Linked DNA regions of Homo sapiens: all the other regions are linked to region 1. A link is a contact called in ENCODE Hi-C or POLR2A ChIA-PET data. All regions are on one chromosome and are shown on one strand. The core of a region is the stretch at or near the end of the contact, and the rest is flanking DNA. Distances in the headings are between cores, read along the strand shown.

Evidence for each region. Hi-C counts contacts between places; a loop is a spot of excess contacts on that map. ChIA-PET counts read pairs that join two places held with the same protein, here RNA polymerase II (POLR2A). Pooled maps may share reads with other maps.
Region 2: a pooled map shows a loop between it and region 1 (10-fold over the local background). The contact joins the promoter of TMEM267 here to the promoter of RICTOR in region 1. A Hi-C loop is called at or near these places in 8 of 50 pooled maps. POLR2A ChIA-PET finds 5 or more read pairs at or near these places in 2 of 52 experiments (CD4-positive, alpha-beta memory T cell and CD8-positive, alpha-beta memory T cell).
Region 3: a loop to region 1 is called in a pooled map, with 9 times the contacts of the local background. The contact joins the promoter of RAD1 here to the promoter of RICTOR in region 1. A Hi-C loop is called at or near these places in 1 of 168 maps with a recorded cell type or tissue (naive thymus-derived CD4-positive, alpha-beta T cell), 2 of 37 single-sample maps with no recorded cell type and 13 of 50 pooled maps.
Region 4: a map of B cell shows a loop between it and region 1 (33-fold over the local background). The contact joins the promoter of ZNF131 here to the promoter of RICTOR in region 1. A Hi-C loop is called at or near these places in 2 of 168 maps with a recorded cell type or tissue (B cell and naive thymus-derived CD4-positive, alpha-beta T cell), 1 of 37 single-sample maps with no recorded cell type and 11 of 50 pooled maps. POLR2A ChIA-PET finds 5 or more read pairs at or near these places in 1 of 52 experiments (PC-9).
Region 5: a loop to region 1 is called in a map of sigmoid colon, with 11 times the contacts of the local background. The contact joins the promoter of ANXA2R-OT1 here to the promoter of RICTOR in region 1. A Hi-C loop is called at or near these places in 1 of 168 maps with a recorded cell type or tissue (sigmoid colon), 2 of 37 single-sample maps with no recorded cell type and 9 of 50 pooled maps. POLR2A ChIA-PET finds 5 or more read pairs at or near these places in 1 of 52 experiments (RWPE1).
Region 6: a loop to region 1 is called in a map of Calu3, with 13 times the contacts of the local background. The contact joins the promoter of ANXA2R-AS1 here to the promoter of RICTOR in region 1. A Hi-C loop is called at or near these places in 1 of 168 maps with a recorded cell type or tissue (Calu3), 1 of 37 single-sample maps with no recorded cell type and 7 of 50 pooled maps.
Region 7: a map of B cell shows a loop between it and region 1 (9-fold over the local background). The contact joins the promoter of FLJ32255 here to the promoter of RICTOR in region 1. A Hi-C loop is called at or near these places in 1 of 168 maps with a recorded cell type or tissue (B cell), 1 of 37 single-sample maps with no recorded cell type and 8 of 50 pooled maps.

The regions. Positions count from the first base shown.
Region 1 is chr5:39,072,490-39,076,374 of GRCh38, forward strand. It overlaps RICTOR (RPTOR independent companion of MTOR complex 2), which reads right to left and starts at 1,910. Exons shown (of 38, transcript NM_152756.5): 1 at 1,840-1,910; 2 at 1,622-1,669. The coding sequence starts at 1,888. RefSeq lists enhancers at 743-1,269, 1,796-2,322 and a silencer at 1,208-2,107.
Region 2 is chr5:43,481,878-43,485,762 of GRCh38, forward strand. TMEM267 (transmembrane protein 267) reads right to left here and starts at 1,988. Exons shown (of 3, transcript NM_022483.5): 1 at 1,945-1,988. It overlaps C5orf34-AS1 (C5orf34 antisense RNA 1), which reads left to right and starts at 2,042. Exons shown (of 3, transcript XR_007058763.1): 1 at 2,042-2,124. RefSeq lists a silencer at 1,843-2,073 and enhancers at 2,019-2,862, 2,128-2,317.
Region 3 is chr5:34,913,688-34,917,572 of GRCh38, forward strand. It overlaps RAD1 (RAD1 checkpoint DNA exonuclease), which reads right to left and starts at 1,817. Exons shown (of 6, transcript NM_002853.4): 1 at 1,729-1,817; 2 at 1,008-1,274. The coding sequence starts at 1,205. It overlaps BRIX1 (biogenesis of ribosomes BRX1), which reads left to right and starts at 2,024. Exons shown (of 10, transcript NM_018321.4): 1 at 2,024-2,210. The coding sequence starts at 2,052. It also overlaps a transcript of TTC23L not described here. RefSeq lists enhancers at 1,401-2,006, 1,453-1,512, 1,533-2,432, 2,007-2,612.
Region 4 is chr5:43,119,035-43,122,919 of GRCh38, forward strand. It overlaps ZNF131 (zinc finger protein 131), which reads left to right and starts at 1,880. Exons shown (of 7, transcript NM_001330707.2): 1 at 1,880-2,089; 2 at 3,005-3,143. The coding sequence starts at 3,020. RefSeq lists enhancers at 1,542-1,601, 2,399-2,967, 2,968-3,535 and silencers at 1,782-2,131, 2,562-2,821.
Region 5 is chr5:43,065,363-43,069,247 of GRCh38, forward strand. ANXA2R-OT1 (ANXA2R overlapping transcript 1) reads right to left here and starts at 2,077. Exons shown (of 3, transcript NR_104651.1): 1 at 1,936-2,077; 2 at 1,725-1,795. It overlaps LOC100132356 (a long non-coding RNA gene), which reads right to left and starts at 1,609. Exons shown (of 1, transcript NR_034127.1): 1 at 1-1,609. It overlaps LOC100506639 (a long non-coding RNA gene), which reads left to right and starts at 1,661. Exons shown (of 3, transcript NR_102752.1): 1 at 1,661-2,424; 2 at 2,608-2,855. RefSeq lists an enhancer at 1,289-1,688.
Region 6 is chr5:43,040,314-43,044,198 of GRCh38, forward strand. ANXA2R-AS1 (ANXA2R antisense RNA 1) reads left to right here and starts at 1,821. Exons shown (of 2, transcript NR_015447.1): 1 at 1,821-3,254. All of the region lies in intron 2 of ANXA2R-OT1 (ANXA2R overlapping transcript 1), which reads right to left. ANXA2R (annexin A2 receptor) reads right to left here and starts at 6. Exons shown (of 1, transcript NM_001014279.3): 1 at 1-6. RefSeq lists a silencer at 1-269 and enhancers at 1,315-1,394, 1,865-2,154, 2,354-2,891, 2,375-2,584, 2,665-2,864 and 2 more.
Region 7 is chr5:42,991,258-42,995,142 of GRCh38, forward strand. FLJ32255 (a long non-coding RNA gene) reads right to left here and starts at 2,076. Exons shown (of 2, transcript NR_104643.1): 1 at 1-2,076. It overlaps LOC105374746 (a long non-coding RNA gene), which reads left to right and starts at 1,018. Exons shown (of 3, transcript XR_007058755.1): 1 at 1,018-3,885. RefSeq lists enhancers at 551-700, 1,041-1,250, 1,551-1,680, 1,950-2,244.

The DNA of each region.
Region 1 (3,885 bases), core at 660-3,159:
CAAGTTAAACTCAAGTTTATTAAGGGCTCCCTTCACCTTCATCTAAAACACATATGCCTGTATATAAATTAAATCACTCACTAATTACATCTTTTACAGACCTGAAATTGTAGAAGTTATCCTTGTTAGGAAGTTTTCTAGTGAATCTATTTTATATAGATTTTTCACATGTGTGTTATAGTCAAGTTTCCAAACAGTTGCACAGAAGTCAAAAGCTTTACATCTTTCTATACTAATTCTCAAAACCGATCTGCTGAAAAAAATGGTGGAAATTAGTGCATTGATAATCTAATTAGTAGCCATTTTCAGGATTTAAGCTCTACTATATTGTATTATATTTTAGAAACTGTCTTGTAAAAGGACCTAGTTCACCCAAAACTAAGTCCCTGAACTTTCAGAATAAAATATTAAGTTATAAAAATGTACTCTTGTAGCTAAGTGAAAGCTGACCATTCAGTTTATAAAACAGTAATCTTACATCGTGATAAGCAAAATAAAACAAATTAGAAAATGCACTATGCTTTCACTCTAGCCGTTGTCAACAAGGAGCCCAGCTTTAACAAATTACTGTAGATAACAGTCATTACGTCAGGTACGACATAGGGTAAAAAACTGATCTCATACAGAATGTCTACAACAAGTTTTTTTGTTTACTTCCTAAGGTGTTTTATAGACCTCAGAAACTGATTCTGTACAGCTGAACCGGGTTACACTCCAAGCTACAGCCCGTGTGAAATATGACTTCGTCGGAATCAGTAGGCTCAATCCTGTTTACCGTGGAAGAGAAAAGAATCTTGTACGTAACTACTAAATCTTCAACGAGATAATGTCGAATAAACTCTAGTACTGTAAGTGATAGAGGAAACACTGGCTAGTAACGGGATTAGGTCATTAAAAATATCACCCGAGTTTCCCCAGTTCGGAAGGTGTAAACAAACCCATCTCCACTGCAGAAGGTAAACAATGAACCTGCAGCAGGGTGAGGGGGCGGTCTTTAGCCAACTACAGTCCCAGCGGCCCGGGAAAGGGAAGCAGAAGGGAAACAGCATAAACCAGACATTTAGCAGTAATGACCAGTTCTAGGTTTCACTACCAAGTTATCAATGCTGCGGGTCCCCACAGGACGGTGGGCAAAGGGGAAAGCAGTCACGCAGTCGGCAAGCACCGAGCAGGTCCGGCTTCTGCTCCGGGGACGGGGAGGGCAGGATGTGGTCGCTCTTCCCTCAAACATCCTCCTGCAACCTAAATAACAGCCTCTACCTCCCTCCAGCTGCCCCTAGCTTGGGCTGCCGGACTCCGGGATAGGTGCAAACCACTCTGCCGGAGCTCGAGCCCAGAGGGTCGCCGGGTCTGCCGAGTTCCACTCGGGGCTCCCCCGCACCCGCAGCAGCCCGAGGCCCGGAGAAGGGCTCGGGCGAGGGAAGCGGGCGCTGGGTAGGGGGATGGGTCCGGCGAGGCGGCCCCGGGCTCGGTTCCCGCGGGCCGGCAGGCGGGGCTCCGGCTCTGGCCCCCGCACCCCGCCGGTCCCGTGCGGGGCCCGCCCCTGCCTCTGGCCCCCAGCCCCGGACCCGGCTCCTCCCCAGCAGCGCGCCCTCGCGGCGCCCGCGGCGCCCCGCGTTACCTCGGGTCAGATCCAGCGGGACGTTCTCCTCGCCGCTGTCATTCCGCCCTGCGCGAAACAGACACACAGCCCCAATTAGGATTGGCTCGCAGGCCAGCTGCGGCTGCCCTGGCTCCGGCCAGCGCCCCGGCTCGCTCCCCAACCCAGGGCCAGGGGAAGGCAAGTGCCAGGGGTGGCGGGCGCCGGGCGGTGGGGAGTGAGGGTTGCAGCGGGCTTACCTCGTACTCGGAGGTTCTTCAGAGAGCGGCCGCGGCCGATCGCCGCCATATTGACGGGTTTCAGTCACAACACCGGAAACCTCGCCCAATCGCGCGAGAACCCCTTCCCCTCCCCGCGCGCCGCGCCCGCCCCCCGCGGCACCTCCCCCGCCCCCTCGGCGGCGACGGCGGCGGGTGGTGCAGGCTCGGCCCCAGCGCTGAGGGAGCACTGAGCCGACCCAAGGTCTGCAAGGAGTTCGCGGCACCCGCCCGCCCACGCCGGACCCGGAGGGCACGTCCGCCGGGAGGGGCAGTTCCCACGAGGAAAGTCCCATTGATGCGAGTTGGCAGTGTAGAGGATGCTCCCCTCCGGCCGCCGCGGAAGCCGTCGTCCAAATGCAGGCGAGCGGGGAGGAGGAGGCCGGGATGCGGCCGGCGGGCCACCTGCTCTCGCCGGCCTGCCAGTCTCCTGCTTGCTCTGAAGCCCTGCCATAGACGGCCCCGCTCCCCCGTGTATCCACTGAAACATTTTTTTATAAAAACGCTGCGCACAGTTTTAGACTCCTTTCCTGGAATCGCTTTGCTCCAACTAAGTTAACACGTAACAAAGTTTGTTTTCCAGCCTCGCCCTTGATCTTCAGAATGCCCCTCTCGGCTAGGAGGGCTTCTCCAAGTGGAAGTGGTTAGGCAGTTTTGTTTTTGGCCGCCAGGCGTAGGACGCGAGAAGGGGGTGCAGCGGCCGGGGACCAGGGCGGCGGTCCCCGCGGTGGGATCGCGCCAGCGCCGGGAGGCCGGGGAGAGGGTGTTCTCTGCCGGGAGCCGAGGCGAGGCTGCTGGGTACTGTGTCCGGCTTTTATGGCTCTGCAGCTCCTAGGATCGTGGCTCATGCAGGTGTTGTGGATTAATCTATTTTATGCATAAGCCTATTAACATTAGGGATTTTAATTCTAGAAACTGCTTAGTTAATACGTATGTGTACACACACACACACACACACACACACACACACACACACACACACACACACACACACACACACACACACCTGGCCACTGACCCAGCAGCTTTCTCTTGAACTACATTTACTTTAAAGAGAGGAGCGATTTGTCCTCTCCAGTTCCTCAGCTCATCTTTCTATTCCATGAGACTGAAAGTTAATTAAAAGTGGAGATCTAGCCTTAACCAGTTCTGTTTTCCCAGCTCCCAGTTAATGCAATATCTGGCACAAATAAGTATTCAATAAATATCTGTTGGATGAGTAAGTGCCCTGGATTTCTAATTTATTCCAATTCTCTGCTTACTTTAAAAAAGAAAAAAAAAGCAATATTGGGGATATTTGTTGAAGTTGTTAATAAGAGTGAACATTTGGAAACACTTAAATGACCAAAGGTAGGGATTATGTAAATTATGTCAACGATTAAAAGTGAAGAGGTAGACTTAGTAATAGGAAATAATGTTCATGATATTAAATCAAGCAAAATATTACAAATTTCCTGTTTTATAATAAAAGTTTAAATATGTACGAAATTAAAAATATACATTATAAAATATTTTATATGTACATGTATGTTGAAAAAAGTCTGAAAATATACATGAAAATGTTAGCTGATTTTCTCCCCTCATTTGTGGAATTACACGTGCACTTTTTTGTTCTTGTTTGCTTGTCTCTACTTTTTAAATATCCTATAGTTAATATATGTCATTTGTAAAATAAGTGGTAAGAAGAAAAATAAAAGGAACATAAAGTAGCATCATCTGGAAAATAAAATAGGAACACTGCTTCCTTAGAATATTGCCAATTATCTATATATTCCAGTTCTTTTTTTTTTTTTAAACCAAGTCTACAATCAGATATCTGCGGCTGATACTGCACTTAGATTTAAGGATGTAACACAATTACAGTACTTTAAAGAAATGTCTTCTGGCATTACCAGTAGTAGTTTTAATGTCAACAAGCGTGCTCCCTCCGTTATAGCTTTAAAAATCTTGGTGCAATTTATTTATTCTAGTTACTGCCTAAAACAAAAATCACAAAACTTGAGGTCTGGCAGAGGGTTGGATTTCAAC
Region 2 (3,885 bases), core at 738-3,237, 4.4 Mb after region 1:
TGTCACCCAGGCTGGAGTGCAGTGGCATGATCTCGGCTCACTGCAAGCTCCCCCTCCCGGGTTCACGCCATTCTCCTGCCTCAGCCTCCCGAATAGCTGGGACTACAGGCGCCCGCCACCACGCCCGGCTAATTTCTTGTATTTTTAGCAGAGACGGGGTTTCACCCGTGTTAGCCAGGATGGTCTCGATCTCCTGATCTCGTGATCCGCCCGCCTCGGCCTCCCAAAGTGCTGGGATTACGGGCGTGAGCCACGGCGCCTGGCCCCTACTGTCTACTGTTTTAAGCCTCTAAGTTTTGGTGTAATTTATTACACAATAGATACGTAGAAGAGAACTATTTCTATTTTTAAGGAAGGTATAATTGCAGTTCCAGAACCCCACATTTCTGGCATCTATTCTACTCCAACTTTTGGTGCAGATATTTAACATCTGGCTCAGAGTCTGAGTATTAGAAAAAGAGAAATTTACTAAGTGTTCTTCCTGTATTACTTATTGTCTCTGAATAATACACCTAAGGGTACCCATTTTTCTTCTTAAACTTTTTATTTCCTTTTCCACTTCCTATTCCTCCCCCTACAAATAAAACGGACTCCCGAACCTCCTTTTACATATTCACTTTTGTTGATAAGGTTCCTTAAGAGTAGTGATCTCTTTTAAACTTGTCATGTTTAAAAATCCAGTGTGCTCAAGGTATTTAATAAATATTCCATTTTACTAATACAAGAGATAATCACATAATAAATCCGCAGCCTATGAACTAAAGATACTGTTTGGGATAGCTTCTCTGACATAACTGACATATTATAAATTCCTCCCTATGACTCGCAGAAGCCATTTTCTGCAATGGCCAAACTTTGTCACACCCCATCCCCCTTATAGCAAATACCACTAACTTTGGGGCCTTCAGAGTATACATAACAGTACTTTTCTCCTTCCTGAATTCCACAAACATATAATTAGCTGGTCACTTTAATTATACGCTATCATGTATTGTTTGCTAATAATCTCTTAGACATTATTTCTGTCAAAACAAATAAGAGCTGATACATTCTCTAAGTAAGTGTCATCTGTTTTAACTTTCCCTCTTCCCCACCAACCTTACACATTATATGCAAAAACCCAAGGTCAAAACACGGTCCAAATTCCAGAAACCGCCTTTATTATGCTTTACCAGTAAGTCTTCTTCACTGAACTGTAGTTGCTGTAAACTTAATATATTTAATTTCTTTAATGGAAAAATATCAAAAGCAGATGCCAAATCTGATGCAACTAACTGACAAAGGAAACACAAATCTTGCTTACTTTCACTGAAACTTTTTATAGCCATCAGATGTCTGCACTTAAAATGTTTAGTTCCTATGCCCATTACGAATAAAACAAAATTCTGTATTTCAACATGTTTCAAGCCTCAGAAGTTCCCAGACATCCTTTTCTGAGTCTGGTGTGATGCAATAATTTTTCAAATGTCATTTAAAAAAATGGGCCAGGCTGCAGGGAAAGGACCATGTCACACTCTCAGCATTCAAGCCTCAAAGGCTCCGGGGCACGAAAGGCTCTTACAACCGGTTAAGGACGGCAATGGGCTCCTTCGGCACGACTCCCGGAACCCCACCCTGGGCCAGAAAAAGGCCAGGGGCGCGGAGCGTAGGCGGAGGGCTGGGGTTCTAGGGATCTAGAAAAAGCGCGAAGCCGGAGGGCGGCGCCAGGGCTCCTCGCAGACCCCAGGGCCGCGGGACGGTGCCGGCTCGTGGGTCACACGCACCCAGGAGGCTCCTGGCTCCCGCGTGGCGGCTGTTCCAGCACGCCCTCCGACCCGCAACCGGACCCTCCAGACATCAGACTCAGTGGTCCCCCACCTCCGGTCTCCCACCTCAGGACGCAGTTCCGCGGCGTCCACCCGGCCCCCTCCCCTCAGTCCCACGCAGCGGCTCAGCCATACCCACCCCGGCTTCTCTGAGTTCAATCCAGCAGCAGCTCGAGCAGCGGCTCCGCCCCTCGGTCGGAGCCATAGAGACGTCGGCTGCCGGCCAGAGTGGCCTCAGACCGCAGCGTCGGCCGAGAGGACGCCGGGATACTGGCCAGCTCCAAGTCGAAAGGAAGCGACGCATGAGTTGTTTGGTGCGGTGGGTAGATACCTCGAGTTTCTCCTCGCCCACCGTAGGCCCCGACCCCTAAAAAGGAAACTTTTGGGACGTCAGAGTGAGAGGAGAAAAGTGTCTTTTTAGTTTAGTTTTGTCAAACCTGAGGATTCGTTTTTCAGTTTAGCCGGAGCTGTGCCGCAAACGTAGCTGCCGACATCCCCACGACGCACCCAAGTGGTGGCCCGGAAGCTGGGGATAGAAAAGTGGCCTCCCCGAATGCCAGGCACACAGGCCTTACTACCAGAAGCTTGAGCTGGGAGCCTCGGCCGTCGCATCTCTAAGGTGCAGCGATACGGCCAACTTCCTTCCGCGAAGCCCTCAGGGTGGGCAACGGAGCTTTTCACCAGACTGAGGGACCGGGCGACCTGGCCGACCGGCGGCTCCTCACCGCCCCCTTGGGGATTTCTTGATAATTCTTTGCCACGATGCGGGCGGATGTTGTGGAGCTACTGTTTGTAGATCGCAGTAGCGTGACAGCACTTAATCATGACTACTAAATCCTCAGAAGTCGAAAAAGCAAGTCCATACAGAATAGTTTGACCCTAATTAAATTGCGCTTACAAGATACAGTTTGTTTACTGGGACTTTGGCTAGGTCCCATCCCGTCTCTGCCTCAGAGTGGTGGTTGCTCTTAGCACCAAGGAAATACCAGCTTGACATTTGACTCTAGGAAGCACAGGCCCAAAAGAAGAGGCCCAAGGAGGGACATTCTTCTTTCCCTTTCCTACCTACAGTTTCTCAAACCAAGTGTCAGATGGAAAGCAAGGGGTGGTATCATCGTAATTATACAGTTGACCATAGAAAATAAATTTCAATCTCAAAGTAAACTCCTAGGCCACCCCCAGAATCTTAGAGTTTCTCAATCATAGAACTCATTTCTTGTCACAGTCTTGGTTCTTAGCCAATGTAAAACACCCAACTGACAGGGAAAATTAAACACCTTTTAACTCCCACACACCTTAAATGAGAATTTAAAGTATCTTTCAGCAAATGTATTTATAATTTTGAGTGCTTTTAGCCATGTTAAGGACAAATTTTCTCCTTCTGAATGCAGTAATAATTTGGCATTACCCTTTTGGCAGTGTGGTACAAAGTCTTATAATCTAGGCTTTATGGAGCTATTGAGGAACAACATAGATGGCTTCATGCAAACCCAAACAATGTAATAGTAGTTCTTTTCTCTGTAGTCGGTCTACTGCCTGTAGATGTTTATTCCTTTTTTTTTTTTTTTTTTTTTTGAGACAGGGTCTCCCTCTGTCACCCAGGCTGGAGTGCAGTGGTGCAATCATAGCTCACTGCAGCCTTGACCTCCTGGGCTCAAGGGATTCTCCGGCCTCAGCCTCTGGAGTAGCTGGGACCACAGGCACATGCCATCGTGCAGGTAATTAAGTTTTTTGTAGAGATGGGCATCTCGCTATGTTGCCCAGGCTGGTGTTAAAGTCCTGGGCTCAAGTGTTCCCCCCTCCTTGGCTTCTCAAAGTGTTGGGATTACAGGCGTGAGCCACTGTGCCCAGCTTACTGATTCATTTATACAAACAGAGTGCTCTCAGTGTGCTACAGAATGACTATGGAGCTCAAGTTCTAGTGGAGGGTGTGAGCCACAAGGAAACAAGCTAGACAGATTGTAATAAGTACTATAAAGGAAGTAAATAGGGTGATGTAATAGACTTGGGAGATGCTAACTTTAGTCAGGTAGTAAGGAAGGCCCTTTTGAGGAAATGGTACTTGTTTGAGAATTGAAAT
Region 3 (3,885 bases), core at 567-3,066, 4.2 Mb before region 1:
CATGAGAATAATTTCTGATTAGCAATCAAAACATCTTAGAGACATCCTTTGAAGCATCCTTATCTCCATTCCTGGATCTAAAACTATCCCTCTGTGACTCTCCCTTGTCTCGTTTTTGTGCCTATCACTACTGCTAAGGTCACTTGGAAAATAGACGAATGACTTGATAATGCATGAGCAACATTAGTTTCAACTTTTATTATGATTTTTTATTGATACGGGGGTCTCACTATGATTACCCAGGCTGGTCTTTAATGCCTGAGCTCAAGCGATCTTCGTGCTTCAGCCTCGGTCTCCTGAGCAGCTGGAAATACAGGTGTGAGCCACCATACCATGCCCCTGCATGAGGACAAGAACCGTGTCTTATTTACCTCTCTATCCCTGAGATCATGCTGTGCACTTACGTGTTAAAAAACGCTTAGTTGAACTTGCAATCCTATCTGAACCACACAAATATTACTTTGGAAGAACAAAAATTCTATTACAACCAGTAAAGGAAAAAAATACTCTTTAGTAATAGCATATCGCAGTGGAAAAAAGAGCATATATTCTGGAAACAAATATTCAGCGTTCTTATCCCAATTCAGCCACTTACCAGCTGTGGGACTGTTGGCAAATCACTTAAAATTGTGCCTCGTTTCCACATATATAAAACGGGAATAATAACAGAACCTACCTTACAGGACTATTGTTAAGATTAAATAAGTTAAACAATAAGAAGACTGTAGCCTAGCCAATAGCCTAGTTTAATAAACTTTAGTCATTACTAACCATTATCTCTGTAAAACAAGATGGGAAAAGAATTTGTTACCGGGAGAGAAAAAAAATTCAAGTAATGACGTTTTGTTCTCTAACTTAAGACTATTATTTATTTATTAAGTTATTTATTATGACTATTGACAAGTTATTATGACTATTAAGTTATTTTGTCTACTGAAACCTTCCGATTTCATTAAATTACATTTAGAGTATCTATGGCACAGGCTTAAAGGCGCCTACTTCCATACCTGAATAAAAGCATTTGCTTGCACACACTTTGCATTTTCCACTGTTACTTTGATACCATTTTTAGTTGCGAAACACGTGGCATGTTCTCGGAAATGAATAGCTTTCAAGATAGTGGAGAGATTCCTAACGTTGTCAAGGCTGGCCACAAGGCTGTACTGATCATCCTCGTCTTGGATCTGTTGGGTCAGAAGGGGCATCGTCCACTGCGCATTCGGCCCCGAGGGATGCTCCTGGGGCCAACAACTTCTCGGCGGATCGCCAAACACCTGAAGGGATTAGACAGTAAAACTCCCATCAGTGCTGGCGAGGTCCGGCGAGCTCCACCTGCGCTGAGAGGTGGAAAGGGGCTGGGAGGCTGAACACGGCTGACCAGGCCGAACCCCACCTATGTCACTTAACTATCTTTGTAATTCTGGAGGAAAATTATCTAAGCTACGGTTTCCTCGTCTCCGTAAGAGGACAATAACGTGAAAAGTTGTGAAGAATGAAGACACGCAACTGACACGGTATCTCCCGGCCAAACAGGAGCTACAAATCCGCGGGGAGTCGGTTTTGTGCAGCCCGCGCCACCAGCCCCGCCTCCAACAAAACAGGCGATGGCGGGGCGGGCCCGGAGTGTCCAGATAATCCTCCAAGAGTCCCAGACAACCCCATTCACCAGCCCGCCCGCGGGACAGCATCGCTTACTAGTCTCGGGGTCCCCGAGTGCGGAAACCCTACCTTTGCGGTGGGGTCTGGACGCCCGAGAGCCCTTCTCAGCAAAGTCCCTGAAGAGGAGCGAGGCGGCTCCGAGGAACCGCGGAGGAAGTGAAGCCAGTCCCGCCACTCTTCAGACCGGCCCTCCACCTCGGCCACCGTCACCACAGAGCTGAAGGAGGCCTAGAGAGCCGCGCGTGCCGCGCCACCGAGACCGGAAGGAGGCGGCACAGACCTGGAGGACGACCGCGGAGCTGAGCGCTTAGAGCCGCCGAACCATAGAGATCGGAAATAGGAGCGAGCGGCAGCGCCGGAAAGGAGGCCAAGAGCGCGGGCGGCGAGGCAAGATGGCGGCAACCAAGAGGAAACGGCGTGGAGGCTTTGCAGTTCAGGCGAAGAAGCCAAAAAGAAACGAAATAGATGCGGAGCCGCCAGCTAAGCGGCACGCCACAGCAGAGGAGGTGGAGGAAGAAGAGAGGGACCGGATCCCAGGCCCCGTTTGCAAGGTAGGAGGGGATGTCCCCGGGCTACACCTGCGGCGGCGGCTCTGTGCGCCTTTTCTTGGGTTACTTACTTGACTACAGCCTTGCTTAATTTCAGAGTAGCCCGGGTGTTAACGGTAGGTCGGTTTTAGCAATTCTCCCGGCCAGACTGGGCACGGAGTTTGCAGCTAATCCTTGTGCACGTGGCCGTCTTCCTGGAGGCGGCGGGTTTTAAAACCTTTACCCGGCCCACGGGGAAGCGACTTACAGGGTGCTCAGATCCAGCGTTCTTTCTTACTAGTTGTTCAGTTGTTTTTTTTTTTTAATGTTTTTGGAGAGTAGTGCTTTTCCTTGGTTATTTCTCGCTATTATTTCTCCAGTGATTAGTATGCCCATATACTGCCATAGTCAGCCACTCTCAGTCAGGGATCCTGAAGTACGTTAGGGGAGCCTTTAAAAAGTTGTTGCCCTTGGGACTGTGACTCTGACTTGTTAACCAGGTCATTAACTCAAGAGATACTGAAAAATAGACTAGGTAGTATGAGCTTTACTTGTATTCAACAGACATTGAATGTGCCATGCACTGTACCAAGTTAGGCTTCCTTTGGGTTTGAGATTGCAAAGATGACTAGAATGTGACCTCTTCCTCCTGAAATGTTGGAGTTTAGGAGGAAACTTAAGAATTCAAATAAGTTGATGGTTTTTATTCAAAAGAAGTGCACACAAGTTGTTAGAATTAGCTTTCATTCAACTAAGAACTCTTCTTAAGCTAGACAGAATACTGTGAACAAGGATTATCTTTGACATTAATTTTTGCGTCCTCCGCACTTAGCATAGTACTCTAGCGCGGAGTAGGTGATAAGTAAATGACCCCGTGTGGTGTGATGGCAAGCTCTAAGAAAGAAGTGAGCTCTGTGGAATGAAAGATAAGTGTAAATTCTAGCCCCGTTATTAACAGCAACATTCTGTGCTCTTTTCTGACCTGCAGATTGGGGGGCAGGGGGAGGGAATATTTACTTTTTATGAAAAATAAGCTGGACTTGTACACTTCCAGTAAATGTTAGTGTTCTCACTCTTCCCTTGAGCTAGGTAGTATCTATAATCTGAGCCATACTTCGATACATTCTATGGAAGTGCAGGAGATATAGATTATTTTTACCCTAGTATAATAAGATAAAGAATCATGAAGGATTTAGCCCGTAAGCTGCATATCAGAGGAAGTGTAGAATTTTGACATTCAAAAAATGAGAGGGAACACTCCAAGGGAGAAAAAAAAACCGATGAAAGACTTTGAAGTAGGGAAATGCTGAAAAATGTAAAAAATAGAGCCAGATTGGATTGCATTAGGCTTCATTTGGGGCAATAATGATGTAGACGTGAAAATCTATTTTAAAATTCAGTGTCAAAGCTATGTCATTTGAACTTTGTTTAGAAAACTCTGGGAAGTAAGGATGTGATGGAAGTATTACTTTAAAAATGGTCCAGCGTGGTGGCTCACGCCTGTAATCCCAGCACTTTGGGAGGCCGAGGCGGGTGGATCACTAGGTCAGGAGTTCAAGACCAGCCTGGCCAAGATGGTGAAACCCCGTCTCTACTAACACTACAAAAAAAAAAAAATCAGCCAGGTGCAGTGGCGGGCACCTGTAATCCCAGCTACTCGGGAGTCTGAGGCAGGAGAATCGCTTGAACCCGGGAGGTG
Region 4 (3,885 bases), core at 630-3,129, 4.0 Mb after region 1:
CTAACATTATCTCCTTATAATAACACCTCTGGTTCCATCCTCTCTCCCCATCCAGCTCCGCCAGTTGTATTTCCTATTTTGGTAGATGGTGCCAACAATCTACTGGCTCAAGCCAGAAATCCAGGAGCCATCTTTGACTATTCTTTCTCCCTTGTCACCAATATATCCAGCAATATTTATTTAGTATCTATGGCATGCTTTACAGCCAATGTTGGTTCTATCTCTAGATTTTTTTTTTTTTTTTTGAGACAGGGTCTCACTCTGTTGCCCAGGCTGGAGTGAAGTGGCACCATCTTAGCTCACTGCAGCCTCAACCTCCCTGAGCTCAAGTGATCCTCCCACCCCAGTCTTCCAAGTAGCTGAAACAATAGGTGCACACCATCACTAATTTTTTTGTATTTTGTAGAGACGATGTTTCACCATGTCACCCAGGCTGGTCTTGAACACCTGGGTTCCAGCGATCCTCCCCGACTGGGCCTCCCAAAGTGATGGGATTACAGGCCTGAACCACTGCGCCCAGCCTATCTCTAGATTCTGACCAGCTCTCTAATTCCATTTTCCCCCATGGTTTCATCTACATTACTAACAGTCTCCCAGTTGATCTCTATTCCTAGCAGCTTGTCCCATTTAATCTGTTCTCCATATTGGGGCTAGAATTATCTCTTTAAAAAGTACATCTTAGGATGTCACCATGCGGCAAGGCTTCCCCTTGCAAAAAGAAAATCTGACATCTTCAACACTTTTTATAAGGCACCCTTGTGCGTCTATCCAGCAACATTGTTTCAGTTTCCTGAATGCTATAATCTTGGTGCCTTTGCATGTGCTATACTTTTGGCTAAGAACACTTAGACTTCACATCACTTAAAAACATTTTTTGTTTTAATACAGATGGGGTCTCGCTATGTGCCCAGGCTGGCCTCAAACTCCTGGGCTGAACTCCTCCTCCCCAACTCGGCCTCCCAAAGTGCTGGGATTACAAGCGTGAGCCACCGCGCCCGCCCACATCTCTTCTTACAGGTCAACTGGCTTTCCTTGACACCCAGTTACTTCGTTCTTCAGGTGTTGCAAAACTCATCAGCAAGCACCTAGGCAATTACTGTTCAAAATATCTATGCAGTCTACTAGACTTAAGATTCAGAAAGGCAGAAACCACATATACCTTGTTCACAGCTGGACTTCTCAGTGTCTAGTACTAGGATTCTCAATACATATCTGTTGAAGTTATGATGACATTATTACCATATAGCTATTTGAGTTCCTCCGTAATCCCAATTCTCAAGTTCTTTGAGAGAAAAAAATAAGTAAATCTCAATTATAGAATTATCCTCAAAATGTATTTATATATAATATTTCTTTGGAGGAATTAAGGAAGCAGTCACATGCAGCTGACTGTGGGTCACTGGACTTTTTTTTTTTTTTGAGACGTTGTCTCGCTCTGTCGCCCAGGCTGGAATGCAGTGGCACTACCTCAGCTCACTACAACCTCCACCTCCCCGCTTCAAGCTATTCTCCTGCCTCAGCCTCCCGAATAGCTGGGATTACAGGCGCCCACCACCATTCCCGGCTAATTTTTGTATTTTTAGTAGAGACGGGGTTTCGCCATGTTGCCCAGGCTGGTTTCGAACTCCTGACCTCATGTGCTCCACCCGCCCAGGCCTCTCAAAGTGTTGGGATTACAGGCATGAGCCACCGCGCCGGCCTGGACTCTTTAAAGGAGTGGGGAAGGCCTGCACTAACGGGATCCGGTGTAAATAATTCTGAGCAGCTCCAGGTCCTGAGCCCAGCAAGCACGTGCTGCGGCAGGGCGCGGGGAGGGCGCGCTTCGCGGAGGAAGATTCCGGGCGGCCCGAACGTGCTCGCGCCCGTAGCTGCCGCTGCCGGGGCCGCGGCCGCCCGGGTGCCCAACCGAACGCACGTGCGCCAGCGGGGCCCGAGCAGAAGGGGAGCCCCGGCTCTCACGAAGAAAATGGAGGGCGACCCACGGGTTAGGGGTCAGGAAAGGCGTGGGGCGCATTATGCCCTGGGAGGGGAAAGCACGGAACAAGAGGCTCTGAGGGACGGAGAGGAAGGAGGGCGACCCACGAGCTAGGTAAGGCGGGCCAACCCAGGTCTCGGAAGGAAGGGGGCGGGGCAGGACGGGGCGGGAGGGGCCGCGCAGTAGCTGGGCTGTGAGGACGGTTGGCGAGTTCATTCCGGGCTCGGGTCGGGAAGTGTCCGCCCCTGGAGTCAAGCTGGGGAGGGTGAGAGGTTGAAGGGCAATGACTTAGGTTCCCAGCTTCTGGCCCTGCCAGGCTCTGCAGTAGCCCAAGCCCACCGCTGCCCGGTTTCTTCTCAGAGAGCAAGCCCTCGCCCTTCGTGAGCGCCAAATCCCCGCGCTCGGCCCCGCCCATCCACTGAGGGGTGTGGGTAGGGGCGTGGCCCGTTCCCTTGCTGGTCGGCGCCCGGAAGGCGTCCGCGTCAGCCGGAGCTCGACGCGGTGACGGTGTGCGTCGACGTAAGTGACGCGCAAGCCTGGGCCGCTCCTCCTTCCCTCAGTGAGTGCCGGCCCGGTCGGGGCGGGGGAGAAGAGGGAGGGCGGGGGAGGGAGAGGCGACCCGAGAGTCGTTGTGGGTCGCGGGCCGGACCGGGTCCCGGGGCGGTGGGAGCCCCGGCCGGGCAGAAGGGCTTGGCGGGCCGTTAGAGGACCGCCACGGCTGTCGAGTCCCCTCCCTTGTTGGACTTGCGCGCCCTGGCGCTCGGAACCTCCGGCGCTGTGCCCACCCCGCTCTAGCTCGCGTCTCCCGACTCCAATTAGGTCAGGCTCGGAGTCCCGCGGCCGCGGCTCCGGTCTCAACGCTCCGGGGCCGCTCGGCTCGCCTTTCTTCCCTCGCCTTTCTCTCCTCTTGCTTCACCCTCCCCCCTTCTTTTCACGTTGCTGGTTTTTTTTGTTGTTGTTTTATGCTTTAGGGGTTTTGTTCCTCGGCTCGAGCTCATGGGTGTACATTATCATGCTCTTCTTTTGTAGAGCAGCCCGACGGCCATGGAGGCTGAAGAGACGATGGAATGCCTTCAGGAGTTCCCTGAACATCATAAAATGATCCTCGACCGATTGAATGAACAGCGAGAGCAGGACCGGTTTACTGACATCACCCTAATTGTCGACGGTGGGTAGGGCAGTGGGCAGAGGAGCGAATTTTTGGCTTCAGTTTTTTTCTGTCCTTCGGACACCCGCCTTTTTTTTTTTTTTTTTTTTTTTAACCCATCCTCTATGGTCTCCCTACCAAAGTCTGCAGAGTGTGTGCACTGGGACCAGATTGCACTTGTCAGTGTCCACTCACACAGCGTGCTGCAGAAGGCTGGTTGGTCAGTCATGCCTTCCACGTAGTCTGGTGTTCATCTCATTTTAACTTCTTACATCCTGTTGAGTGCAAGATGATGTCGTTGGGGACAGATTGTCTCAAAATGTTTGGTTGATAGCCTCTTGTTGGTAAGCTTTGAGAAGTCCCTTACAGGAGTCATTTGGGAAGTGTTGATTTTTTTTCTAGTTTCCCAAATGGTCTTGAAGGGAGAATGAGAGATTCCATTGCAGCACTCATACCCCCTTTGAGAATCTCCAAAATAAAATGGGGTCTTTACCAGCCTTAGGAGTTGCCTCTATAATGGAAGGAAATCCAGCGTGGGTATGTTTTCTGTTTAGCGAAAATAGGTTTCTCAAGGTAACCTGTTTTTAAAATTATGGGTCTACCATAGATGGAGCTTCCAAATATTAGGCATATTAAAATGTTTTTCATAGCAGACATATCCAGCTTTGTGCTTACGGTTTTTTTCTCTCTTTCCAAATGATATGTGACCTTTTGGGTTGTCCTTTTATTTAGCAGTTTCAACTGAGTTGGATATGCTTCTCAC
Region 5 (3,885 bases), core at 827-3,326, 4.0 Mb after region 1:
TTGAGTATACAAAACATACAAAGCATCCTACAAACAGAAAGAAATTGCAAACAGGGTCGAATGGTGAGATCCTACCATTATATTTGTCAGCACTAAACCCGTGCCTCTTGCGCCTATCCGAAGTTTCCTCGGATTAAGAAGAAACAGCCATGGTTAAACCGGTATTTGCGACACCAACAATTATCTGTAGCCGACGTACCCCAACTTCTACATGAGTGAAAAATCGCCAGCATAGCCAGGGCGAGACTATTGCGAATTCTAACTTGGTATGATTTAAAAATTCCAGACACTGCTAAATTTTTTTAAATTGCATTCTTCAGTACCTAGATTAATACAGGAGTTATAAACCGCACGCATGGCTATAATGGGGGCTCCTATTACGGAACAGGAATTTGCTACTACTAAAATTATGTAGGCATGGTTAAAGCCAGAATTGTTACAACCAGAAATCGCAAACTGGAATAACTCTCAACTTGCTACGGTAAGAAATAACTAAACTCTGACTTGGTCAGACTAAGAAATCAGGAGTTTGAGACCAGCCCAGGCAACATGGCGAAATCCTGTCTCTAGGAAGGATACAAAAAATTACCCGGGCGTGGTGGCGCGTGCCTGTGGTCCCAGCTACCCCGGAGGCTGGGGTGGGAGGATCGCTTCAGCCCGGGAGGCGGAGGTTGCAGTGAGCCGAGATCGCGGCACTGCACTCCAGCCTGGGCGACAGAGCCGGACCCCGTATCAAGAAAGAAAGAGAAAAGAAAAAGAACCAAAGAAAAAGAAAAGTCACCATCGCACGGTTAAGTCTGCCTTGCTACAGCTAAACAGTGACTTCCTAGGACCAAGAAATCGCAGCCAGGGCTAGACCGATGCCCTAAATCGGGACTTGCTTAGGCTGAGAAATCACATTTTGGCTAGTTATTTGGACAAGAGGTAGAAATAGCGGGCACCGCGAAATCGAAACTTGCTAGGACCAAGAAGCCAACGACGGGCGAAACCGCAGGGGCCTGCGATAGAGACGCCAGCGGCGCCGCCGGGGGACTGGGTTCAGGAGGCCGAGCAGGAACCCGTGCGTCGGCGCTCGCGGCGCTGTGAAGAGACGGCGTCCGCGCAGCTCCTCTGCCTCTGGCTCGGAGGAGCGGCGGGCTCCCCCGCCCAGCGCCGGCGTCGCCCGGGAACCCCAGACTCTGCGCAACTGGCTGCGATTCCAAATCCCTCAGATCGGCTACCAGAGCGCTGCCGCCACCGAGAAAATGGAGGCACCGAGGAACAAGATGTGCCGCGACCAAGAGAACTCGGCTTGGCGAAATGGCGGTGCTGGGACCCTAAGAGTGACGCCAGCCGGAGGAGTTCCCAAGGACAACATCCATTTTGGCGGAACCAACGGTGTTGTCACGCAGAAAATGTCGACCCTCGGAAAAGAGAGGTTCTGCGACCGAGAAATTCGGTGCAACAAGTGCTGTGACAGAAAACCCCCCGCTCGGCGCTGCTGGCGAAAGAGCCAACAAAACGCTGGGTGCTGCCACCGTGACACCGACTTTAGGACCCCGGCCTCGGATGGAGAAAGGAGGGTACGGAGCCACCACATAACTTCCTAATGTCTTCAAATAGCGAAAGTGCTAGCCGGAAACTGCCGGCTGGGTTTACCTATTGGTGCTCGTGTGGGACTAGCAGATTCGAGAAACCAGCGGGACTGGAACCTAGTACACTTCGGCAGTTGAGAAATGACTTACCAGGACAAATACTGCTTCTGGCTCGATGGTGCTGCCCATGAACATCCGCCGGCTCTGAGAAACGAGCTGCACTGTCAGTGAGAAACCGTGGGCACTGAGAAACGAGCGGACTGCAACTGATAACTGCCCACCCAGTGCCACTACGACAAAGTGCTGCTGGCACTACTCCCACCCTCCGTCCTCAAATCAGTCCCCTCCCGCCTAAGAAGACCTTTATTTTTCCTAGCGAAGTCATACTGAGGGCCCCATCAACCGATCCCTTGCGATGCGCATGGGAAAAGGAGGCAGTATAGGGACCGAGAATCGGGCGGATTGGGCTGGCCCTGGTAACAAAAGCCATCCGGGTCGCCAACCGTCTTCCACTGCAAGAAACAAACCTTCCAGTGGCTGGGCTCCGCCCTTCTCCTTGGTCAGAGCCCTCCAGGCTCCTAAGGGCGAAGCCGACACCTCATCCCTTTGGAACTTGAAGTTCTCAGTCCAAGACCTCCGTGGAGAGTGAAAGACTCAATGCCTCCTGACCGAGGCTTCAGGCCTGCCCCGGCAGCTAGGTACCTCTCCAGGGGATGGAACTCTGTGGGAACTGCTATTTAATTCTGATGGTTAACTCTGTCAGATGGCCTTGATATATGGGAATAATCGTTGCAGGAGGGTAGGGGAAATAAGAATCGCAAGACTCTAGCACAGGACGTGTGGATTGATGGTGAGGCCTTTGCTCCCTCTCCCCTTGAAATCCTCAAAGGGCAGTTCCCGATTTCTATCACCTTTGAAATTCATCCCTGATGTCTTCTCCATCTTTGGGAAGTGCAATGCAATTTCAAGCTCTTGAATCTTCCCTCTCCCACATTTGTCAAATATACTGACGCTACAAACTCCTTTCTTACAGGAAACCTGAAACTGCCATTGAGCAGAAGGAAAACATCCCTTTCCAGAACCTTTCTCGTTTTTCTAAAAATCTGCACTTTTGGAAGTGATCCCCCAAAGAGACCTCCAGACTCTACCATGAGTGTCTCCAGCTGAACTCATCGTGTCTAATCCTCACCCTAGCTTATCCTGTTCAAATCATTTCCATCTTTTTCTGGATGAACCTGGGCGGATGTCAGACCAGAGAAGAGCACAGAATGTACCAGAGAGGTAAGAAGACCCATTTTGGGCTCTCACTTCTCACCCACTCCCAAGATGGTCACCTCCAGTCTTCCCCCCTATACCTTACCCTTTCTTCAGCTAGCCAAAACCTGCCCTGGTACTTGAGGCTTCTTCAGTTGCCTTCTTTTGCAGGCAGTAGAATAAAGGAAAGAGGGCAGTGTCAATAGAAGAAAAGTTACAGCCACTTTATCTAATTGAAGATACTGTGCAGAGCCTTTGAAAAAACAAAATATCTCACCCACCATTCCTCTCTCCGTTTCCACCCTAGCTTCCTATTTTAGCAAAAATGGTGGGATCAGCACCTCTGGAGGGAAGGGGTCACTCTTCCAGGTTAGGAATGTGGACAGGAGTTATGGAGCTTACTTCCCTAAAGGAGGAGGCATTCTAGTTCCGGCATTCAGATTCTGTCTGATTCCAATATGGTGTTTGTGTGGGGTGGTCAGAGAAAGGGCAAGTCGGCAACTGTATATTCCTCAGCAAGAGACTATAAGACATTTGCATTTGGAAAATCAGGAGAGATGCTGATATGGTTTGGCTCCGTGTCCCCACCCAAATCTCACCTTGAATTGTAATAATCCCCATGTGTCAAGGGTGAGACCAGGTGGAGATAATTGAATCATGGGGTTGGTTTTCCCCATGCTGTTCTCGTGTTAGTGAGTGGGTCTCACGAGATCTGATAGTTTTATAATTGCCTGGCATTTTCCCCTGCTGGCACACATTCTCCTGCGGCCCTCTGAAGAGGTGCCTTCCATCACGATTGTAAGTTTCCTGAGGCCTCCCCAGCCATGCAGAGCTTTGAGTCAATTAAAACTTCTTTCTTTATAAATTACCCAGTCTTGGATATTTCTTCATAGCAGTGTGGGAACAGACTAATACAGATGTGGTAGAGTTGGGTGCTGGGTGGCAATGCTAAGTGTATGCAGGTTCTAGGCACCAGATCAAATCTGGAATGCAAACTGTGGGACACAAACCACAAATGATGCCCAGCCTTTAATACTTTCTTTCATTGTTTGTCATA
Region 6 (3,885 bases), core at 571-3,070, 4.0 Mb after region 1:
GAAGAGAACTAGCGCTACAGAACGCAGGTATTCAAGAGCGCGCAAGGGCCAAGAACCACCCGTTTCCGGGAAATGAGCGTTGCTGCCACCGGAAAACTGTCTGCTAGGGCTCTGCCCTAACCACCTTGCAAACGAGAAACTGGCGCGTTGAACTTAGCAAGCGCCGGCACCTAGCGGATAGCGCTGGTATTGCCAAACAAATATCCGTTTTGGCGCCGTAAAGGGTGCTGCTAAAGAGAAACAGCATGCTCTTAGAACTAAGAGCGGTGCTTCCACACCTAAACAACCTGTTTGGAGGAATGAACCAACTCTGTTTCAATGTGTTGTACCAGAAAAATGTGTTGCGGCATTTAATGTGTTTTAATCCGTTCAATGTGTTTGATAGGTTTAATATGTTTTAACCCGTTTTAATGGGTTGTGACAGAAAAAGCGCCGGCTAATGGTACCACACAATTACTAGTGCGAACAGCGGCTCGGTGCAATCACCGTTCTGCACGGCAAAACGGGGTTCAGGAAGTTCCTAGGAGATACTAGCGGTTGTAGGAGCGAAAAAGTGACAGCACTGAGAACCTAAGGACCCCGCGAACGGGAAATGTCACGTTGGGTGCAGCAACTGAGAAAACGCCCAGTGGGCGCCACTGGCAAACGTGCTGATACAAAACCGCCAGCTCTGCATAGGAAGCGGAGCCTCCAGACAGAACCCGGAACCTGATACCAGCGAGGCTAAGACCGAGCTCGGCTCCCCGGCTCCTGAGAGAATGAAAGTCAAGAAGCACGAATCTGAGACGCTCAAAATTAGAAGAAAAAAAAAATACATAATTTAAAATAATGAAAGTCTGAAATGCAAGTAAAAATGAAAAACACATCGGTAACATTGTCCTCAGAGCAAGACACAAAAATAATTTTAAGGTAAGCAAAAGTTACAGAGAACCAACCCTACAAAGAAGAAATTACAAATATGGCTAAGCGATGCAATGCCTACCATTAGAATATTTCTGTCAGATCTAAACCCCTGCAGGTTGCTCCTGTCATAATTTCCTACGAGAAAAAAAACAAAAATATCCACGGTTAAACGTGTTTAGCTACGTCTAAAAAATCGTAGTAGCTGGTACATCCCGATTTGGTCTACAAGAGGAAAAAGTCTCGATGGGCAGGACTTGCTATTGTCAAAGGGAGCTTGGTAAAACTGAGACATCGCGATCGCCGGCATTTCCTGACTTCCACGGGAGTTTTAAAAACACACAAGCATAGCTAAGACAGGACTCGATATTGCGAAACCAAACTTGGTATAAGAGCTCCCAACACTGCTAAACTGGTCATCGCTAAACCTTTAAAAAAAAAAAAAAAGCATTCGCTGGTACCCAGATTTCCACAGGAGTTAAACATTTCCTGCGCAGCTAAAGCAAGTCTTACCAGTAGGAAACCGGAACTTGCTAGGACTAAGAAACTTGAGGCTAGGCTGACCCCATGGTTGTTATGATTAGAAATCCGAGGCCACTGGAAACCCGGAGCTGCTGACCAACGAGTCACAGGGTAACTTCGCCTTCGCATGGGGAAACGGGTGAGTTCCTACGGCCTAGATATCGCAGCCAGGGCTAGACCGGTGTTTGTCTTAAGTCAGGACTTGCTTGGGCTGAGAAAATACATTTTGGCTATTCCCCTACTTGGACAGAGGGTGGAAATCCCAGGCACCGCGAAATCGAAACTTGCTAGGACTAAGAAGCCAACGACGCGCGAAACCGTGGGGTCCTGCGACAGAGACGCCGGCGGCGCCGCCACAGGACTGCGTTCTGGAGGCCGAGCCGGAACCCGTGCGGCGGCGCTGGGAAGAGACTGTGCCCCTGCAGCTCCCCTGTCACCGGCTCCAAGGAGCGTCGGGCTCCCCCCGCCCAGCCCTGCAGCACCCATCCGGCAACGCCAGACTCGGCGCAACGGGGGCAGCTGCGACTTTAAATCTCTCAGATCCGCGGCCTGAGGGCTGCCGCCACCGAGAAATGGAGGCACAGAGCTGTGAACAAGAGACCACGGCTCGCCGAAATGGCGGTGCCAGGAGCCTGAAAGGGAATGCAGCCGGCGGGGTTGTCAAGGACAACATTTGTTTTGGCGCAACCAGCGGTGCCGTCACCAAGAAACCGTCGACTCTGAGAAAAAAAGAGAAGTTCGGCTACCGAGAAACTCCGTGCAGCAAGTGCTGTGACAGCAAAACCGCCGGCTTCGCGCCGCTGGCGAAAGAGCCAACGGAAACGCCGGGTGCTGCGACCGCGAAGCCGGCACTAGAGGGCCTCGGATGGAGAAAGCCCCGCACCGAGACGAGGAAACTGTGCACAGCACGACTAGCAGTTGACACAAACAGAAAAGTGTCTCGTCTGCTCTCTGGGAGAAAGCGTGGATCAAAACCAGCAACTCAGTGGAGAGAACCCCGCAGCCACTGAAGAAGTTGCCCACGTGGCGGTGGGGCCAGAGAAACACCGCGATTTCGACGACAGCCGTAGGGATACCACAGAGAAACATGCGCGGCCACAGAAGTACATCCAGCTCCGCGCAATCAGTGGTTCTGCGATCCAGAAACCGCCAGCTGGGCTAGACTAGAAACTTCTAAAAAACTGTCGTCCCATAGCAGCTTTCCTAACCACGACAGACAGTCGCCTTTAGAGAGCACCTAACGGTGCTGAGACCGGCCTGGGCCAGCAAAAGCGCAGAGCGGTGCCAGTGCCAAGAAACGCCCGACTTGGTGAAACCAACCTTGTGACCACCGATTCCACTGGCTTCGCAGGACGCAACGGGCGAAGGCGCGGCGGAGAAACCGCAGGCTCCCTTCACCGATTATGCTGCGGGCTGGGGATGGTGGGGGGCACCCGCGAAATTGTGAAACCAGCGGCGCTGGGACCCAGCGATCAGCTGCCCGTAGCAAATGTCTGTGCAGTTGCAAAAGATAATTTTTGGCCGTGAGAAGGTTGCCGCCAGAGAGCGTCCGATAACGCTGACAAAGGCGTGGCGTTGCCAGTGAGAAACAGCCGGCGCTGGGAAAGGAACGGTGCAGCGACCGACCAACTGCGCGCTCGGTGCCACCAAAGTGCTACTGGCTCTACCCACTCTGTCCCCCACGGGCTTAGGGAAGTCTGATGTCTTTTTCTTTTCTTTTTTCCTCTGTCGCCTAGGCTGGTGCAGTGGTGTCATCTTGGCTCAGTGCAGCCTCGACTTCCTGGGATCCAGCGATCCTCCCGCTTCAGCCTCTAGAGTAGCCGAGACCACAGGTGAGTGCTACCACCCCCGTCTAATTTATATATATTTATATATATAAATATATATATTAAAATATATATTTTATATTTATATATAATATAAATAAATATATAAATATAAATATATATTTTTATATATTATATAAAATATATAAATATATATTTATTTATATATTATATATAATATATATATTATATAATATATATATTATATAATATATATATAATATATAATATATATATTATATATAAAATATATTATATATAATATATATAATATATTATATATTATATATTATATATAATATATATAATATATTATATATAATATATAATATATAATATATTATATATAATATATAAAATATATAAAATATAGTATATAATATATAAAATATATTATATATAATATATAATATATAAGATATATAATATATTATATATAATATATTATATATAATATATTTTATATAGTATATAAAATATAAAATATATATTATATATAAAATATATATTATATATAAAATATATATTATATATAAAATATATATTATATATGAAATATATATATATAAATATATATATATTAGTGACGGCGGTCTCGCTATGTTGCCCAGGCTGGTCTCGAACTCCTGAGCTCAAG
Region 7 (3,885 bases), core at 826-3,325, 3.9 Mb after region 1:
GCTTAGAGGCGGATGTCTCACTGCCAATTTCACGTCCAACACCGGAGCCTCGCAGTCCATTTTTCTCCCCAGCTGTTTTAGAAATATCCCCAAATATCAAGGACATCTGAATGAGTGAACCATCAGAATAAGGAGCGATTCCCACAGAGTTCCATCCCACAGGGAAGGGACGGGACCAGCGGGGCAGGCCTGAAGCCTGGGTTGAGCGGCGCTGTGCCTTTCATTCTTCACCGAGATCTCGGACCTAGAGTTTCCAGGTTCCGGAGGGATGCGGTTGTTGACCGCTAGCCTAGAATCCGTGAGGGCTGAACCGGGACGAAGGCCTAGGACAGAGAGGTGGTGTGGAAGGACCCAGCCGCGGCCACTGGAAGAGCAGCTTCCTGCAATGTAAAGTGTTCGCGACCTGCATTTGTTTTGCTTTCTTCCTGGAGGAGCCAAATCCGTCCCATTCTGGATCCTTATTCCAGCTCCTTTCCCTCTGCGAATCGCACTTGGTGGGTCGCGGGGCCCTCAGTAATTAGGGATCACGGATCAGCCAAGAAAAATACAGGTTTTCTTAAGCCTGAAGCCACTGACTTGAGGAGGGAGCGTGGGAGTAATGTCAGTAGCAGTTTTTTATTTCGTTTTCGTTTTTATTTTCTAGTCACTAGGCCACCAAAGAAAGTTCCACCCAACGGCCAGTCGATCCGTCGCAGCGACTCTCTTTTCCCTGAACGGAGGGTTTATGGCTGACACCTCCACTTGTTTCTCAGAGCCGGGGCTGACTGCCGGCTGCATCTTTGAATGGCGACCAAAAAAGACATGCATTTGTCTGGCAAAGTCGCTGGCGTTCGCCTGGTGCCCGCGCTTGCCGGGTCCTAGAGCAGCCAGATTTTCACACCAGCGAGTCCAGCGCCCAGCGCCACTCCGCCTTCGGATCACCGGTTTCTCACATCCGCAGCAGCACTGGCCTGACAGTTTTCCGGTTGCGACAGCGCTAGTTGAGCCAAACAAAACGTTTTCCTGCTTGCTCTGGGCGTCCCATTCTCCATCCGAGGCCTTCTAGTCCCGGTGTCACTGTCGCAGCACCTGGCGTTCGTTAGCTCTTTCACCAGCGGCGCGGAGCGGGCGGTTTTGCTGTCACGGCACATGTGGCACGGAGTTTCTCGGTGGCCGAAACCCTCTTTTTTCTCAGAGTCCAGTTTCTTGGTGACAGCGCTGTTGGTTGCGCCATAAGGAATGTTGTCCTTGACAACCCGCCGGCCGCAGTCATTCGCAAGCTCCAGGCACCGACATTTCGCAGAACTGAGGTCTCTCGGTCTCAGCACAGCTCGTTGCTCGATGCCTCCATTTTCTCGGGGCGACAGCACTCAGGTCGCCGATCTGAGGGATTCGGAGCTTCCCCAGCTGGGGTGAGCCTGGCGTTCCCGGGCGGCGGCGGCGGCGCTGGGCTAGGGGAGCCCGCCGCTCCTCCAAGCCGGTGACAGGGGAGCTGCCCGGGCGCCGTCTCTTCCCAGCGCCGCCGCAGAACCCGCAGAACAGCTCGACCTCCAGAACCCTGTGCTGTGGCGGCGGGGCTGGCGTGTCTGTCGCAGGACCCCGCAGATTCGTCTGTCGTTGGCTTGTTGGTCCTAACAAGTTTCGATTTCAGGGTGCCTGCGTTTCTTTTTCTTTTCTCTTCTTTTCCTTTTGTTTTGTTTTGAGACAGAGTCTCGCCGTGTCGCCCAGCCTGGAGTGCAGTGGCGCGATCTTGGCTCACTGCAACCTCCGCACCCCAGGTTCAAGGGATTCTACTGCCTCAGCCTCCTGAGTAGCTGGGATTACAGGCGCTCGCCACCACGCCCGGATAATTTTTGTATTTTTACTAGAGGCGGTGTTTCATCATATTGACCAGGCTGGTCTCGAACTCCTAACCTCAATAATCTGCCCGCCTCGGCCTCCCAAACTGCCAGGATTACAGCATGAGCCGCTGCGCCCAGCCGGTGACTACGATTTCTATCCCCTGGTTCAAGTCGGGGAATAGCCAAAATGTGATTTCTCAACCCAAGCAAGTACCCACTTAGGACAAACACCAGCCTAGCCCTGGCGGCGATTTCTAGGTCGTAGGAAGTCGATGTTTCGCCACAGAAAGGCTGAGTGACCCTGTGACTCATTTCCCAGCAACTCCGGGTTTCCTGTAGCCTAATCATAACAAACGCAGAGTTAGCCCTGCCTCAAGTTTCTTTTTTCTTTTTCTTTTTTTTTTTTTTTTTTTTTTTTTTTTTGAGACAGAGTTTCTTTCGTCCAGGCTAGAATGCAGTGGCGCCATCTCGGCGATCTCGGCTCACTGCAACCTCCACCTCCCGGGTTCAAGTGATTCTCCTGCCTCAGCCTCCCAAATAGCTGGGATTATAGGCGCCCGCCACCACACCCGGCTAATTTTTGTATTTTTAGTAGAGACGGGGTTTTGCCACATTAGCCAGACTGGTCTCAAACTCCCGACCTCAGATGATCCACCCGCCTTGGCCTCCCAAAGCCTCAAGTTTCTAAGTCGTGGCAAGTTCCGGCTTCCTACTAGTACGGCTTGCTTTAGCTGCGCAGGAGATGTTCAACTCCTGTAGAAATCTGTGTACCAGCGAATGCGATTCATTTAGGTTTAGCGATGACCAGTTTAGCAGTGCCTGGGAGCTCTTACACCAAGGCTAGCTGCGCAACATCAAGTCCCGCCTTAGCTATGTTGGTGTTTTTTAAACTCCCATGGAAGTCAGGAAATGCCGGCAAAAGCGATTTCTGGTTTACGAAGCTCGGTTTGACGATAGCAATTTCCGCCGAACGCGACTTTTTCCTCTTGTGGACCAAGTCGGGATATATCAGCTACTACGATTTTTTAGTCGTAAACAGGTTTAACCATGACTGGGTTTTGTTGGTTTCTTGTTGTTGTTGTTGTTTGTTTTTGTTTTTGTCCTAAGAAATGTAGACTTAGGTGTAACATGTACCGGTTTAGATCTAACAGGGATATCCTAATCACAGAATTGCTTCTTTTGGCAATACTTGTAATTTCTGCTTTGTAGGGTTGGTTCTCTCTAATTTTTGCTTATTTTTAAATGCTCTTTTTGTGTCTTTTGCTCTGAGAACAATGCTACCGGTAGTTTCCAGTGTGTTTGCTTTGCCTTTTTATTTGAATTTTAGAATTTATTATTTTAAAATTTTATCTTATTTAAATGTTATTCATTTTTCTTCTACTAATTTTGAGTATCACAGCTTCGTACTCCTTGACTTGCATTCTCTCAGGAGCTGGGGAGCCAAGCTCGGTCTCCGCTTCGGTGGTTTCAGGTCCCGGGTTCTGTCTGGCGGCTCTGCTTCTAATGCGGAGCTGGCGGTTTTGCAGCAACGCTTTTGCCAGTAGCGCCCACTGAGCGGTTTTTCAGTTGCTGCACCGTTCTTAGCGCCCAACGGAACGTTTCCCGTACGCGGAGTCCATAAGTTGTCTGTGTCGTCACTTTCTCGGTTCTGGCACCGCTAGTATCTCCTAGGAACTTCCTAAACCCGTTTTACGGTGCAGAACGGTAATTGCACCGAGCCTCTGTGCCAACTAGTACTTCCGTAATACCGTTAGCCGGCTCTTTTCCTGTCACAACACATTAAAACGTGTTAAAACACATTAAACGGATTAAACACATTAAACGGATTAAAACACATTAAAACGTCACAACACATTTAAACAGAGTCGGTCCATTCCTCCAGACAGTATGTTTCGGGATGGAAGCACCCCTCCTAAGAATCCGCAGTTTCTTTCTAGCAGCACCGTTATGGCGCCTAAACGGATATTTGTTTGGCAATACCAGCGCTATCCGCTAGGTGCCGGCGCTTGCTGAGTCTCAGCGCCGCCAGATTCTTGCTAGCGAGGTCCAGAGCAGTGCAGAGACC